2 separate regions of the Homo sapiens genome follow, and region 1 is linked to region 2. A link is a loop called in an ENCODE intact Hi-C map of the cell type or tissue named here. Cell type or tissue: sigmoid colon. All regions are shown on one strand. Region 1 overlaps SLIT3 (slit guidance ligand 3). Region 2 overlaps SLIT3 (slit guidance ligand 3).

Region 1 (8,000 bases), 150 kb after region 2:
TATATTGGTTTGAAGGAAGAAGGGGGGCTCTGTGAGCTGGGTGTTTGGCACAGGTGTCAACTGGGGGTGTGACTTGGGTTTGGAAGAGCTTAGAGAAGCAGGGAGAGCATCCTGGTGGGTGAGAGGTGTGCAGGTAGCAGTGGAGGCAGGAGGAGCCGGGTGATCTGAGCAGGTGGATAACAGAGAAGGGGGTGTGGAGGTCAGAAGGGATGGCTAGAGCCAGCTGGCTTGTGAAGGGCCTTGAACTTCAAGCCATTGTCATCAAACCAGAACCAGGGGAAATGAAGTGATGAAAGCCCTGCAGCTGATGGAATCCCGGGAGGCATCAGGCTCCGTCAGGGCAGTAGATTCCCTCGTTTGAAAGAGAAAACCGCCATTGGTTAGCAGGAACATGGGCCAAACACTGCGTCATGTATTATTTTGCAACATCACCAGCCTGTGCTTAAGAGGGAATACGTTTTGCGGTTAAGAACAAATACCTTGCAGCCTGGCTGCCTGGGTTTGAATTCTTGTTTTGCCACTTATTAATTGCATATCCTTAGAGAAGTGACTCAACCTATCCGTGCCTCAGTTTCTTCTCAGTACTGTAAAATGGAGAGATATTCGTAATACATTCCTCATGAGGTTCTTGTAAGAATCAAAAGTGCCTCACATGTGATAGGATCTCAGTATGTGTTAGCTATTATTTTTTTTGAGACAGAGTATTGCTCTGTTGCCCAGGCTGGAGTGGAGTGGTGCGATCTCGGCTCACTGCAGCCTCCACCTCCTGGGTTTAAGTGATTCTCCTGCCTCAACCTCCAGAGTAGCTGGGACTACAGGTTGTGTGTGCCACCACACCTGGCTAATTTTTGTATTTTTAGTAGAGATGGGGTTTCACCATGTTGGCCAGGCTGGCCTCGAGCTCCTGACCTCAGGCAATCTGTCCGCCTTGGCCTCCCAAAGTGCTGGGTTTATGGGTGTGAGCCACTGTGCCTGGCCAGTGTGTGTTAGCTGTTATTGTTGTTGTTGATATGTTATCATCTTCAGCTTTGAGACTTGAGCATTATTCCAGAGCCCAGAAGCTGGCAGGAATAGGTTATTACTCTGCATGTATGAGTATGCAGTTTTATCCATACAGAGCATCCCTCTCTGTTTCTTAGCCATCTGAGGTCATTAGCTCTGTTAACGGGTGACAAGGAGCCCAATGTATGTGGCTGGGCCCCTTAGCTATAAAGAAGTTAATTGTAGCTGATTTACTAGAAGGCTAATAACATAGGTGTGCTTCCTTTTACATGGAGAGCCTCATTAAGTGGAGGTCTGTGGGCTTTGCCTGCAGCTTTGGGCATCTCTAGCATCTGCACATGTATACCTTAGAAGCAACATTGACCTGGGAAGAAACTGACACGCCCTGCAATGTCTCTACCGGAAAGGCCCCTGTCCTCAGCAGACCTAGTGGGCATCGAGCAATAATAAATTGTGTTTCCTCTGTAGTCCAGGAGACAGGAAGCTCCAAATTGGACTCTAATTAACTCTGAAGAAACAATGGGTTTCTCCAGAGCCCGGCAATTCTGGTCAGGTCTAAGGAGGTGTCACGCAGCCTTGGAAAATAATTACAACCATAATGACGATGCCTCCAAAGTCGGGCTTCTGATGATGCACCTTGAACAAATGTGTGTTTCTCCTTCCTCACAAGGTTCGCTGCCCTTAATTGCTACCCTCCTTCATTAAGGGGCAATTAATTTTGTGCCTTGGTTTAAAACGGCGGTAATTATAAGGTGAAGACAAAAAGCCCATGGTTAAACATAATCAGGCTGGATGTAAAAGGTGCTCCCTGGCAGATTAAGGAAGGTGGGAGGGAAGGAGCATGCATCGTCCCAGGCAGGCAACATTTTCCGTCTTGCTACTTCTTTTCTCAATTCGTAACTGCTGTTGCAGGGTAGGGCTTAGGACAAAGCCCGTCTTTTTCTGCCCAGGTTGCAGGACTTTGCGTCTTGCGGGTCTTGGGTTTTGAGGTCTTGGCCATTGGGCATTCTCCTGCCATAGAAGTCAGCCCGAAGGCCTGGACTGAGCTCAGTGGCCCAGGGCCTTGGGTGGTGGACATGGCTTCCCAAAGAGACCAGACCCTTCCTGAGGATTCACATGTTAGGGGCACTTTTTATTTCAGTGTCATTCTAAACACACCTTCCATCATTCACTTACTTGTCAAACATTTATTGAGAGCATCTAGACGCTGTGCTAGATACTTGGGATGAAATGGTGAGGATGACAAGCATGTTCCATGCCTTTAAGAGTTTATACTCAGGTGGGAGAGCCGGATGTTAATGAAGCAATAACCCAAATAAATAATTAGAAGCAGTGAAACATTTGCAAAAGGAAAAGTACAGAGACTATGGGAACGTAAAGCAGGGGCCATGACAGTAATGAGGAAAGATGGCCCCGACAAAGGGACTTGGGGGCCGAGATCGGGAGTGGAACTCAGCAAGGTAAACATGGGAGGGAAGGAGCATTCTGCTCCTAGGGAAGAACATGTACAAGGACCCCAAGACAGGAACGAGTGTGACCTTCAAAGAATGGAAAATAAAGGGCACAGAGCTGGGCGAGGTGAGTGTCACAAGACAATGGGAAGAAGCAGAGATACCATAATGGCCCTCATTTTTCCCATCCATAAAATAAAAATGGTATTCCCTTGTCTCATCTACACCATGGAGATTCTACTATGCACCTTGCTTTTCTCTTACAGTGGAGAGTCAAAGCTGGAATCATAGTCCTTAACTCACACTACTTACTGTTGGCAGCTGAGAGAATAGGACATTCTACTTTGATATTTCTGTATTTTCTCTCCACTTTTTGCCATGGAGCCATGTGACTCTGCCCATTGTGAGTGCTCTCTCACTTTCTCTCTCCCTGATATATATTAATGCATGCATCACACACACATGTGCATACATACTGTTTTTGTTGTTTTTTTTCGTTTTCTGGCTCTGTCACCCAGGCTGGAGTGCAATGGCACGATCTCGGCTCACTGCAGTTCCACCTCCCAGGTTCAAGTGATTCTCGGGCCTCAGCCTCCTGAGTAGATGGGATTACAGGCATGCACCACAATGCCCGACTAATTTTTTGTATTTTTTAGTAGAGACGGGTTTTCGCCATGTTGGCTGGGCTGGTCTTGAACTCCTGACCTCAGGTCATCCACCCACCTCGGCCTCCCGAAGTGCTGGGATTACAGGTATGAGCCACTGCACCCGGCCAATGCATACATACTATTTATGCAAACAAAGTTGAAATCATACTGCAGCAATGTAGTGTGAGGGTTAGGGCATCGACTTTGGTGTCAGATTGAGTTTATATCCTAGCTGTACTAACCTTTAGCCACATAACTTGATGATGGTATTTAACCTCTTTAAGAATCAGTTTCTACATCTTCAAAAGGAAGGTGAGACTGTCTATCTATTGGTGGTGTTTGGATTAAATGACATTCCATGGAATGCCCTTAGCAAACTGTAAATCCAGAATAAATAGTAACAACAATTACATTGTTATTACTGAATGGCATGGTACAGTATCTGGCACCTAGTAGGTGCTCAGTTAATGATGATATACTTGCTAAATGTTTCATAATCTGCTTTTCAGCTGAAGATAGTATTAATAAGGTTTATTTGGGTTAAAGTGGCAGAGACACAACTTACATTAAAAATAGGGACTTACTGGCTATTAGGATCCACCCTCCTTTCCTATCTGCTTCCTTTTGCATCTCAGCATCATTCTCCCTGGGGCAGATGGGCTCCCTTCACATAGCAAGAAAGGTGGCCTCTGGCAGCTCCAAAGATATATTCTTTTATTACTGACCAACCTGGAAAGAAACATTCTCTTCCAGCTCCAATTTGAACAATCTCCATCACAGATTATTGACTCAGCTTGGAGTACATGCCTATCACGTGGACCAATTACTGTGGCCAAGACCTGAGTTGGAGCTATTGACAGTCTCCACCTCATGGTTGGAGTGAGGAGTAGGTGTGGGGGTAGGAGCAGGTTTTCCCATAGAGGGTGGCAAAGTTTAGCAGAGACATGAACATTAGTGAAATCCCCCAGTTAGGGCTTATGTCCAGAGTGTAGCACAGGCTCACCCTATGGGTTCTGTTGACCCAGCTTGGCCAGCCATGCAAGTGCCAGGGGTGGCGCACCATAGTTTGACTTGGAACCTAGTCATTCCAGGAGTCCCAGTTTATACTCTCAGTCTTAGAGCTAATGAACTGCTTTGCTATTTCACTGTGTCTCTGGGCTGAATCCAGTGGGCAGTGACCCAACACCTGAGTGATTTGTGGGCCTGAAGGAAGACGAGAGAAGCTGATTATGGAGTCAGCAATTACTCTGCCCAAGTCCCTGCTTGGCAGGGCCTTATCTTTATTTATAGCTGGCTGAGCTACCCAGAGCCCTGTTTTTACCCTTGAGTGACTAGTGCACTGCAGTTTTAGTTCATAAAACACTGTTTGTTTATAATCCTTAACGGATTCTGTTTTATTAAAAGAGAAGGCTCCATCCAGAGTATAAATAAAGTTAACTGGTTAAGTTTTAGCTTCTATTCACAGTGAATGTGCAATGGATGGGAAATCACCGTGGAATTATGCACCCTCATGACCTGACTTTATTTATTTATTTATTTATTTATTTATTTATTTATTTATTTTTATTTTTATTTTTATTTTTATTTTTTTTTTGAGTAGGAGTCTCGCTCTGCCGCCCAGGCTGGAGTGCACTGGTGCGATCTTGGCTCACTGCAAGCTCTGCCTCCCAGGTTCACGCTATTCTCCTGCCTCAGCCTCCCGAGTAGCTGGGATTACAGGCATGCGCTACCACGCCCAGCTAATTTTTGTATTTTTAGTAGAGATGGGTTTTCACCATGTAGGTCAGGATGGTCTCGATCTCCTGACCTTGTGATCCATCTGCCTCGGCCTCTCAAAGTGCTGGGATTACAGGCATGAGCCACCGCTCTGGGCTGAGATGTTAACTTTTTTTTTTTTCTTTTTTTGAGACAGAGTCTCACTCTGCCACCCAGGCTGGAGTGCAATGGCGCGATCTCGGCTTACTGCAAGCTCCGCCTCCCGGGTTCAAGCCATTACCCTGCCTCAGCCTCCAGAGTAGCTGGGACTACAGGCACCCGCCACCACGCCTGGCTAATTTTTTGTATTTTTAGTAGACACAGGGTTTCACCGTGTTAGCCAGGATGGTCTCGATCTCCTGAACTCGTGATCTGCCCACCTTGGCCTCCCAAAGTACTGGGATTACAGGCATGAGCCACCACACCCAGCCTGACCTGACTTTATCAAAAAACAAAAAAAAAAACAAAACAAACAACAAAAAAAAATCTTACAGTCTCTGAGGTCTCAGGCCTGGACAAAACCTTTTCAAAGATGGGGAGGTGGCAAGGAAAGAGGCAGAATTAAGATCCTAAAATCAGCTTTGTTGCAGTGGATTTGCTTTAAGTTTCCTTTTGTTTTTGTTTATTTGTGGGGTGATGTCGTAGTCAGTATGTCTTTGTGTATAGTTCCATGATTTGGGGGTCATGTCGGGGTAGACCTAATTCTATTTCTATTCTATTTTGAGGGAGAAAGGATCCCCAAAGCAAAGGGAATAGTGAAATCTTCTTGGAACAGGTAGCATCGAGCTGAGTCTTGAAGGATAGGTCAGATTCTGATCAATATGGGAGCAAAAAGAAAGGAAAAAACGTAAGTTGAGTTTATCGCATTGTGAAAAGGAATTGTTTTGGATATGACAAGAGGATTAGTTTGCATAGGGCATGAAGATGACAAGATGGAGATTGGATTCAAGGGTAGGGTTCTACTGTAGGGTGATGGCCAGATTTAAAGAGTTTTATATTTAATTTAGAAGGCAGTGAGGAACCACTGAGGTTTTGAATGGGAGAGGGGTATGGTTGGTCTAAACTTTGGCCTGCATTATTCTTTTTTGAGAGAGGGTCTCTCACTCTGTGACCCACATTGGAATGCGACGGCGTGATCATGGCTCACTGCAGCCTAGACCTTCTGGACTCAAGAGATTCTCCCCTCAGCCTCCTGAGAGGTTGGGGCTACAGGCACACAGCCATGCCCAGCTACTTTTTTCTCTCTTTGTAGACACAGGGTCTCACTATGTAGTCCAGGCTGGTCTCAGACTCCTGGCCTCAAGTGATCCTCTGCCTCAGGCTCCCAAAGTTTAAGGATTACAGGTGGATGTGAGCCACCGTGCCTGACCGCCTGCGTCTTTTTTTTTTTTTTTTTTTTTTTTTTTTTGAGTTAGAGTTTCACTCTTGTTGCCCAGGCCAGAGTGCAATGGCGCAATCTCTGCTCACTGCAACCTCCGCCTCCCAGGTACAAGCAATTCTGCTGTCTCAGCCTCCGAGTAGCTGGGACTACAGGCACACACCACCATGCCTGGCTTTTTTTTTTTTTTTTTTTTTTTTTTGCATTTTTAGTAGAGGCGGGGTTTTACCATGTTGGCCAGGCTGGTCTCGAAATCCTGACCTCGTGATCTGCCCACTTTGGTCTCCCAAAGTGCTGGGATTACAGGCGTGAGCCACCGCACCTGGCCCCGGAGCTCTTTGTGAGCACACCTTCGCCCCATCTCCAGCTGCCTGTGCCACTTGCCCACCGTCAGGACTTTATTTTAGTATTCCCTGGACTCTTGCTCCCCAGTCAGCCTTGGTTCTAGGGCCCTGCAGAGATTCCTCCACCAGGAAGAAGGACCCATTTCTGGCTGTGATGAAGGCCTTGGAGAGGTGGCAGCAGGCCAGCCCGCCCCTCCCTACTGAGGCATGTTAGCTGCACTTACAGTGTCTGAGCTGCGGTTAATATATCAATATTTGCTCGCGAGGGTATCTGGCACAGAACAGGTTCCTGGGATGCTGGCAGATAGATTGCTTTCTCTTGTAGCATTCTTCAGCGGCATTCTGTTTTGGCAGGGATGGAAGGGGTTACTAGCTGCTGGCAAGAGTGGAAAAGGAGTCCCCATTCTTCCCAGAAGTGCCTCAGTCTCACAATTTGGCCCTGTATGATATTGTCAGCACCTCGTGTTCCCTCCATCACTAACTATTTCCTGGTGTATTTTGCTCATTGCAGTTTTTCTGGAATTCTGTTCCTTATACCCATGTTTTGTTTTGATTGCTCAACTAGGAGCCCCTGGGGGGGTGGGCTAGTGCTGGAAGGAGTAGAGCTTAGTAGCTGAGTGTGGGGCTGGGATCAGATGGCCTGGGATGAATCCTGCTGTTGCTGGCTAGCTGTGTAACCCAGGCATGCTCCCTGACCTCTTGATATTTCAGAGGTCTGAGAAACTAGGATGATGATGATGCTGGAAGAGCTGTAAGGATTAGATAACATCACACATAAAAAGTAGTTTGCAAAAACTTGATGCGTAGTAAATTCTCAATAAATATTCCATTTTGTTAATCACCATTCTTCTCATTCAATAAATAGTGCTTCTTGGATCCTTTGGCCTACCCTAAGTTTCTTGAGGACAAGGACCAAACCTTGTATTTTTCTGTAGTTCTGTTTCTAAGAGCACAGTGCTAGGTACACAAGAAAGTCTTCCTTCAACTTTAGGGCTTTGAGAAAACAATCTTACCCCCAAGGCTGGTGCTCATGGCACTGGGCAGTAGTACCCAGGGAGAAATCACCAGTGACAGAGGACTTGTCTCCAGTCTTGAGACATGCTGGTGAAAAGTGAGGGAAGGAACTGTGATCTCTTCAGGAAGCTGAGAAAAGAGGGTCTGGGCCTGGAGAAGGTCTCCAAGAAAGGCTGGAGCAGTGGGGCTGGATGTGGACATCAGTTGTCCACTGCCATCAGTCATGAGCAACCTCTTAGGATAGTCCTGGAGCTTTCAAGTGATCACTTTAAGACTTCGAACAATTTCCCCATGATAATATCACTTAGGGCATTTTCATTGCGAAGCACTTGCTTGACTCGCAAGTCAGAGATTGTGGGATACCCAGAATGTGTTGCTGGATATGCCATGCAAGTGTGCCATGCGTGGG
Region 2 (8,000 bases):
CTCCTTTCCCCATCTCCCACTATTTATTTCCTCTGCAATTTTAATGAGCTTGCCCTATGGATCTTTATCCAAGTTGTCAATATAATCAGCAGAGTTCTCTGTGCATTTTTTTCAAAATCTTTCTACAATCTGGCATGTGGATTACATAAATATATTGCCCCGTTCTTTCCGGCTGGGATGGAAAAAAATGTTGAGGTCTTCTTGGCTTGTAGCATCTTCTTTCCCTGGGGTTCTGTTGGTTCATATTTTCTCTGGAATAATTTCCTATTAATGCTTAATTCTTCAGCTTGCTAAATTTTCTCTATACTCTTGGTTTCTCATGGAACTTTCCATAATGACTTTAGCTTCATTTTTGTCCTATTAGGCTAGTACCACAAGTCTCACCAACACAGGATATGACGCATGTATGTGTGTGTATGTTGAATGTGTATGTATATGTGTGTTATTCTCTCCTGGTAAAAAGTTCAGCCTGAGGGATTGAGCCTTTCTGCCAGTAGCAGAGCTCAGGTAGCTTCAGGTTTTTAAACACAGTGATTTCCCTTAGCATCTTGGGTACACATTGGCATCGGGCACATTTTCTGGAGTAGTTCTGGGAACAGACATGATGAAGAATGAAGCATAGGGGACCAGGGCCTACAGGGTCCCCAAGCCTCTGTAAACGACAACAACAACCATCACCACAACAATAGCTGGCATTTATTGAGCCTTTCTTTGTGCCTGGCACTGCTCTTACACTTTACATGCGTGGAGTCATTTCCTATTTGAAGAGTTATGTGAAGTAGGCAGGACTGTCTGCATTTTATAGATGTGGCAACTACGTCAGAGAGGTGAAATAACATCCCCAGTAAGGAACAGGAGAGGCAGGGTTCATCCAGCCAGGCTGGTCTCAGAGGCTGCACTCCAACTCCCAGTCATGTCATCCCTTCCAGAATCTTTCAAGTCAGCCTCCTTTTCTGTCTTCTAAACTCTATTCTCAAGTAACAACTAGAAGAAGACAAACATGATGAGTTCAACTTAAATCAAAGAGCCCCTGTTCGAGGCAAAGCATCAAGAAGAATGTCAATGATGTGATCTGGACACCTGGTGAAACAGAGCCATCATGTCCAATTTGGGGAAATAGGTGGCCTTTGTATTGGAGCGTGAAGACTAATGGGATCCCTGTGCGTAGAAATGGGAACGTGGTACAGTCACAGAAATTCATGATTAGATGCTCCTGAGCCCAACTTAAAATGATGGGAGCTGCACTTTGGGAAGTTTTATCTCATGGGGATGTTTAGAACAGAATCCAAATCTTAGGAAAATATCTCCATGGTATGTGTCCACTAACTGTTTTTTAAATTTCTGGTTTGAGGGGATACACCCTCCAAGAGTAGTTCTGATGAACCTTGCTGAATAATATTTTCCGCCTCAAGCATCTACTCAAATGTCGGCAGGAGTCATCTTCCTTTGCAGTTAGATGCACCACTTGCTTTCTCTTAGCCGGGATCTCTGGGCTCCTCCCACCCTGGCATCAGGTCTTGTTCCAACAGGATGTACATAAGATGTATCCTGGCTGGAGTCGAGTGTGACTGCACTTATCACGGCCATATCACTGCTTGTGTGGGCTCAGACTCCTCTTCTCTTGTCCTAACTGCCAATCTGGTTCCTGACCCCTGATTCATTCCGCACTTTGGCAGCAGTGTATCCTGTGGCTCCTGAAAGTCTGCCAGCACACTTAACCACCCACCTTGTCTACCTCTTGGGTTTTTCTACCTCTCTAGCTCCTGTCTGTTACCAGTCATATCCATTCTTTGCCCTAGCACGTGCCCTAGTGTATTCCCTAGTGTACACCCTAGCGTATGCCCTAGCATGTGCCCTAGCGTGTGCCCTAGTGGGTGCCATAGCATGTGCCCCAGTGTATGCCCTAGCGTGTGCCCTAGTGGTTGCCATAGCATGTGCCCCAGTGTATGCCCTAGTGTGTGCCTTAGCGTGTGCCCTAGCATATGCCCTAGTGCGTGCCCTAGTGCGTGCCCCAGCATGTGCCCTAGCGTATGCCCTAGTGCGTGCCCTAGCATTTGCCCTAGCATATGCCCCGCACGTGCCCTAGTATATGCCCTAGTGTATGTCCTAGCATGTGCCCTAGTGCGCACCCTAGTGTGTGCCCTAGCGTATGCCCTAGTATGCGCCCTAGTATATGCCCTAGCGCATGCACTAGTGCGTGCCCTAGTATGTACCCCAGTGTATGTCCTAGCGTGTGCCCTAGCATGTGCCCTAGTGCGCAACCTAGTGTGTGCCCCAGTGTATGCCCTAGTGTGTGCCCTAGTATATGCCCTAGCGTGTGCCCTAGCACATGTACTAGTGCGTGCCCTAGCATATGCCCCAGTGTATGCCCTAGCGTGTGCCTTAGCATGTGCCCTGGTGCGCGCCCTAGCGTGTGCCCTAGCATATGCCCTAATATGTGTCCCAGCATGTGCCCTAGCATGTGCCCTAGTGCGCACCCTAGCGTGTGCCCTAGCATATGTCCTAGTGCACACCCTAGCATATGCCCTAGCATGTGCCCTAGCATATTTCCTAGTGTGTGCCCTGGCGTATGCCCTAGTGCATCCCCGAGTGTGTGCCCTGGCGTATGCCCTAGTGTACGTTCTAGCATATGTCCTAGTGTGTGCCCTGGCGTATGCCCTAATGTACGTTCTAGCATATTCCCTAGTGTGTGCCCTAGTGTATGCCCTAGTGTGTGCCCTAGCATATTCCCTAGTGTGTGCCTTAGCGTATGCCCTGGTGTATGTTCTAGCATATGCCCTAGTATGTGCCCTAGCATATGCCCTAGTGTGTGCCCTAGTGAATGCCCTAACTCAGGTATGTCTGCATGCTGTGGAGTCCATGATCCTCTTCTAATCGGAGTTTTATGACTTGACCATAGAATTGTGCATGTTTGCATCTCTCCCTGAGCTTTAGCTACTCCTGGCTCCTGCCTTAATCCTTCTAGCTTGGCTTCTTGCCCTCTACTGCCCTCTATGTATTCTCCATAGCCTTAGTATTGAATTTGGACTGTCACCATCAGAACCCCAGGTCCTGAAATTGGATTTCATGGCCTGGACCTTCACTGGAGACTGCAGACTTGCAAGAACTCAGAGTTCTGCCCTGGAAACAACCTCAGACTTCGTCTTTATGGCCATCTGAAATCTTTTATCATGTCCAGGGTAGCATGTAAAAGTGCCCCAGGGCTGGACTCTATAAATGATGAATTACTTAGACATACTCCTGAACTCCCTGTATCCCAAATAGGACAGATCATTTTGTAATTAAAAAGCGCAGCAGTGATGATCTCATTGGAGAGCTGTCCTGTTCAATAATGTGTTGCAGAAATTTCTGGACTATCTAGTACTTTGCTGACATTCTTTCTCTCCTCTTCTTCTCTCTCCAGCTCTAGAATGTAGGTAGAAAGTGTTCTGAGTATGGGGATTCTAAGTGGAATTAGTGAGAAGCCAAGGGGGAGTACAATTTGGATGTAAGCCGAAATGAGTAGAAAGACCTAGGCTGAATCCTGGCTTCTGTCACTTTCTAACTGCCCGACCTGTCTGAGTACCTTTGCGGTCTCCATAGTCTCATCTATAACCTTTGGAATGGGAGAAATAACACTCATCTCAGGGGGCTGATGCAAGGTTTAAATGAGATCAGATGTCTCCAAATGCCTTCTAAATTTAGTGCTATGCGAATACCTTAATGAGTCCACCCACAATATCTGAATTGAACCACTAAATCCTGTATCTGGAAGACGATCAGGGTATATTTTAGAAGCTTTCATTTACAGATGAAGAAACTCAGGGAGCTCCAAAGCCTTGCTCAGAGTCACCCATGTCTTCAAACTCTTGTTCCAGTTTCCTTTTCATTTAACAAGATGCATCTTTTACAAATTAAAATATAACCTCATACCAGCCATGTCAGCAGCTTAACCAGGTGGAGTTTAGAGGACTGGGTAATTAATAAGTGACAGTGTCCAAGACAGTAGGACCAAATAAGGGAATCCATGAAGGATGGAGTCATTTAAAGGGGCCATTTATTGAGTGTCTACCACAATGAATAAAGCAAGTGAAATGTTCTGGTAACTAGAACAGTTCAAACTAACTTCAAAGTTAGTCTGGACTGTCTCTCCCTCTAAATGACTGACAAGGCAAAGGCTACCATGCTAGGTTCAGAGCAGGGAGATTTATGGGTTGGGAGAAATGCTAGAACCATGAAGGATGTAGCACCAAACCCTCAGGAATCATTGATGAAAGCAAGCCCCCTCATCCCTTTTAGTGGGTACAAATATGTAGAAAGCCTCCCACATCATAAAAAAATAGTACAAGTGGAATTAAAAAAAAACTCAAGGGGGAAATATTAATCTGAGAACAATTGTATCTGAGAAAGCATTCAAGTATGCCTCTGCAGCTAGCTGGCAAACAGCACAAGTTCTGCATTTTATTAGAGTTCTAACTCTGTGTAGAACACTGACCTTATTTGAGAAGCATTTCATAAACACTGACACACAGCACAGCAGCATTTGAGGCCATGAGGAGATACAGGGCCTTCTTTAGGGGGCCAGCTTCCCTTCCCCTCCTCGGCTGCAAGGGACCCCTAGGACATTGTTTCCCTGAGTGGTAATATCTTTATTTTTCTCTCTTAGGTTTAACTCAGCAGGAGGAATTTTCCTAGGGGAAAATGAGGGAGGGGGATTTGGAATAAAATTTGTACTTTGGGCAAGTTTGCCTAAGCATGGGGTAGGCGATGGGGAAGACCCTGCTCTGGGAGAAAGGGTCTAAGAACCTTCACTTGGCCAGTGGAGTTTCTTTTTGGAGATCTCACCTGGTGCCTGGAGACCTATGCTGTGGCTGTGTCAGAGGCAGGTTCTCAGGCAGCATTCACCAGGTCCTTTGGAATGCAAGACTTGTGGCTTGCAACCGCCCTGAGAAACGCGTCCACCACATCCCCTCCTGCTAGAAGCTGGCACCTCCCTTTCCATCTGCTGCCAGCGTACAAGTTCTGAATTTGTGCCACAGAACTTGGTTCTGTTCCTCCCCCTCTTGTTGGCTTCCCTAGCCAAGAGATTTTCAGGCTTTTGAGGTATCACTGGAGATCATCTGGTCTACTCCCTCCCCACTGATCTCAACCCATCTCCAAAGGGAAATGCATTAGAAAGGTCACCAGAGAGGACCTCAGCTTCCTGGTGTGGTCTGCCCTTATGAAAAGGTGCCTTCATTTCTGCCTCATCCTGTGCAAAGATCATGCAGAGCCATGGGAAGCCTCTGCCAATCTGGGAAGCTAGGGAGACAGAAGAGGGACCACATCTAGTACAAAAAAAAATAGGGAATCATGTGGAAGCAGAGGGGAGAGGCACCAGATGGGTGACTCGGGATGGCAGATCATATCCTGAGGGCTCTCAGCACCAAGCCTGCAGCTTATTTCGAGTCTAGAGAGGGAAGATCCCAGCTGAAGAAAACGGCAAGGGAAGGAACACTGGGAACCAGGACTGGAGCAGGAATCCAAAAATGGGAAGGCCAGTTGCTTCATGGGAGCTTTTAATGACTCTAGTTCCCTACCAACACCCCTCCCCTTCTAATTGCTTCATAGCACAAGATGGTAACCAATCTGCTCTGTTTACTCTGTTTAGGCATACATTTTAGTACTTTCTGAAACATTTCCCATAAGCTTCCCCCTGCCGTGTGCCCTCCTTGTACATTCTAGAAATTTTGCAAAGACCTAAGTCTCCTCTGGGTTCTTTCCTGACTGGAGCTGCATGCTGATTCAAGCCATATTCAGTCAGGAAGCTCTCTTCCCGTCTTTAAAACAAGAAACATCTTCTTCCAAGAAGACTGCACTACAGTTTTCTTTGTCTGTGTTGCTAACGAACAAAGAGGCCCCATTGCAAAACAGCATTTCACGAGCAGAGCAGGGCTGATAGCACCTCTTGCCAAATGTGACTGTGTGTAGTTGTGTGGGGGGAAAATAGCTTTGTCGAGAGGAGGGCCGAGGGAGGCGGCTCTGGGGAATTTTTAGCAACTGCAGCATGGTGTAGTGGAAAGAATGCTTGCCTGGGAATTTGGCGACCTGGCCGTACCTCTGACACACCATGTGACCTTGGACAAGTCATTTGACCTCCCTGGGCCTCAGTTTCCTGATCTTTAAAGGGGATGAGGGAAGTAGACTGGATGATCTCCAAGGATCCTTTCAGCCCTATGCATCCTCACTTCTGGGGGCTGGGATTTGGGGTTTAGACCTGAGCCAATATCCAATTCAAGAGACTTTCTAGAGGCAAGAGAGAGGCCAGGACAGCTGCTTCGGGAAGTGGCTGGTCCTTGATTAAGGCTCAAATAATTAGCTCAGCTCCACAGTAAGCCTTCTGAAATTAAGAAAAAAAAAGATGTTTAGTTTAAAAAAATAGCAGTCGGTGTTTCTTAAAACTGATTGGCTTGGGGCTTTGTAGGTTTTATTCAGAGACATAATTTTGCTTCCTCTATAGTACAGCAGTTTAGATTATTGATGCTTTGATGCTGGAGTTAGTGTGACCTGGTTTTGAATGCCATTAGTAGCTAAGTAATCTTAGGCATGGTCTTTAATAGTAACCTGCTTCCCTGGCTTACTAGGAAGATCAAATGAGGTAATACATGTCAAGCTTAGAGGACAGTGTCTGGCATTAAATAATCACTCCAAAAGCCATTATTATGGCTATATTTTGCTGCTTAACAATCCACCCCAAAACTTAGTGTTCTAAAGTGACAACCATTTTATCATGCTCAATGATTCTCTACGTCGTAGTGCAGTAGAGATGGCTTATTTCTGCTCCATACAGTCTGAGGCATCATCTGCAGAGTCTGGAATGACCAGGAGAGACTTGAATACCTGGGTGCTAGAATCCCCAGCAGGCTGTTCACTCACATGTCTGGCACCTAGGCTGGGATGACTTGAAGTCTGGGCTCAGCTGGGACTGTTGAGCAGGGTGTCTACACATGTGACCTCTATGTGGCTTGAGCTTCCTCACAACATGGTGGCCTCTGAGTAGTCTAACTTCTCACATGGTTGCTCCACACTCTGAGAAGAGGTGTGCAGCAACTCAGAACAACTCAGAAGTAGCATGGCTTTTTATGAATGGACTTAAAAGCAACATAGTACCCCTTCTGCTCTGCTCTGTGGCTCTGAACAGTACAAGCTTGCCCACATGCAAGGGTAGGGGTCATCTCTCCATGTAAGAAGTCTCAGAAGTTGCAGCTGTGTTTTAAAACCTCCACAGCTATATAGTTATGATCATCATTTTTCTGTACCATATAATCTAATCTCTTAAGTAGACAAAAAGTTCCTTGAGGACAGGAGCTGGCATTTCTCTATAGAAGCTTAGTACAATGCTTGTGAAAATAAGACAAAATCAACATATTTTCAAAAATCAAATTGAATTGGATAGGCAGCAGATTTGGTGGAAAGACCAGGAGCTTAGCGCCAAGGAGATCTGGATTCAAAAATCTGTATTCAGGCCCAGGTGCAGTGGCTCACACCTGTAATCCCAGCACTTTGGGAGGCTGAGGTGGGAGGATCAGTTGAGCCTATGAGTTTGACACCTACCTGAGCTACATAGTGAGACCCCATCTGTACAAAATATAAAGATAACAAAATTAGCTTGGCATGGTGGTACACAACTGTGGTGCTAGCTACTCAGGAGGCTGAGGTGGGAAGGATAACTTGAGCCCAGGAGGTCAATCTGCAGTGAGCCATGATTGCACCACTGCACTCTATCCTGGGTGACAGAGTGTGACCCTGTCTCCAAGAAAAAAAAAATCTGTGTTCAAAATGTGCCCTTTGAAAAATTACTTGTCTTTCTCATAAAAAAAAGACATAAAGACAATAATACTTATCTCAAGGATTGTTGTAAGAACTAAGGATAGTAAATGCAAAATGCCTAACACACATTCAATGCTCTAACTAAATTACAGATATTGTGAGGTAGTGTAGCATTGTGGCAAGCACCTGGATACTCCACTCAGACAAACCTG

What was found. Hi-C counts contacts between places; a loop is a spot of excess contacts. Peaks named below come from ENCODE experiments on the same cell type or tissue, not always from the same donor. Only the 100,000 strongest peaks of a DNase experiment are listed, where the experiment ranks them.
Region 1: a loop joins it to region 2, with 2.8 times the contacts of the local background. A loop is called at or near these places in 2 of 110 quality-filtered maps.

The regions. Positions count from the first base shown.
Region 1 is chr5:169,138,744-169,146,743 of GRCh38, reverse strand. All of the region lies in intron 4 of SLIT3 (slit guidance ligand 3), which reads left to right. Among named protein-coding and RNA genes, the nearest start is that of MIR585, 120 kb to the left of the region's middle. RefSeq lists a silencer at 4,793-4,961. In sigmoid colon, no CTCF peak of the experiment used is centred here; a DNase peak (open chromatin) is centred at 4,273.
Region 2 is chr5:169,284,700-169,292,699 of GRCh38, reverse strand. All of the region lies in intron 1 of SLIT3 (slit guidance ligand 3), which reads left to right. Among named protein-coding and RNA genes, the nearest start is that of SLIT3, 12 kb to the left of the region's middle. In sigmoid colon, no CTCF peak of the experiment used is centred here; DNase peaks (open chromatin) are centred at 4,949 and 5,971.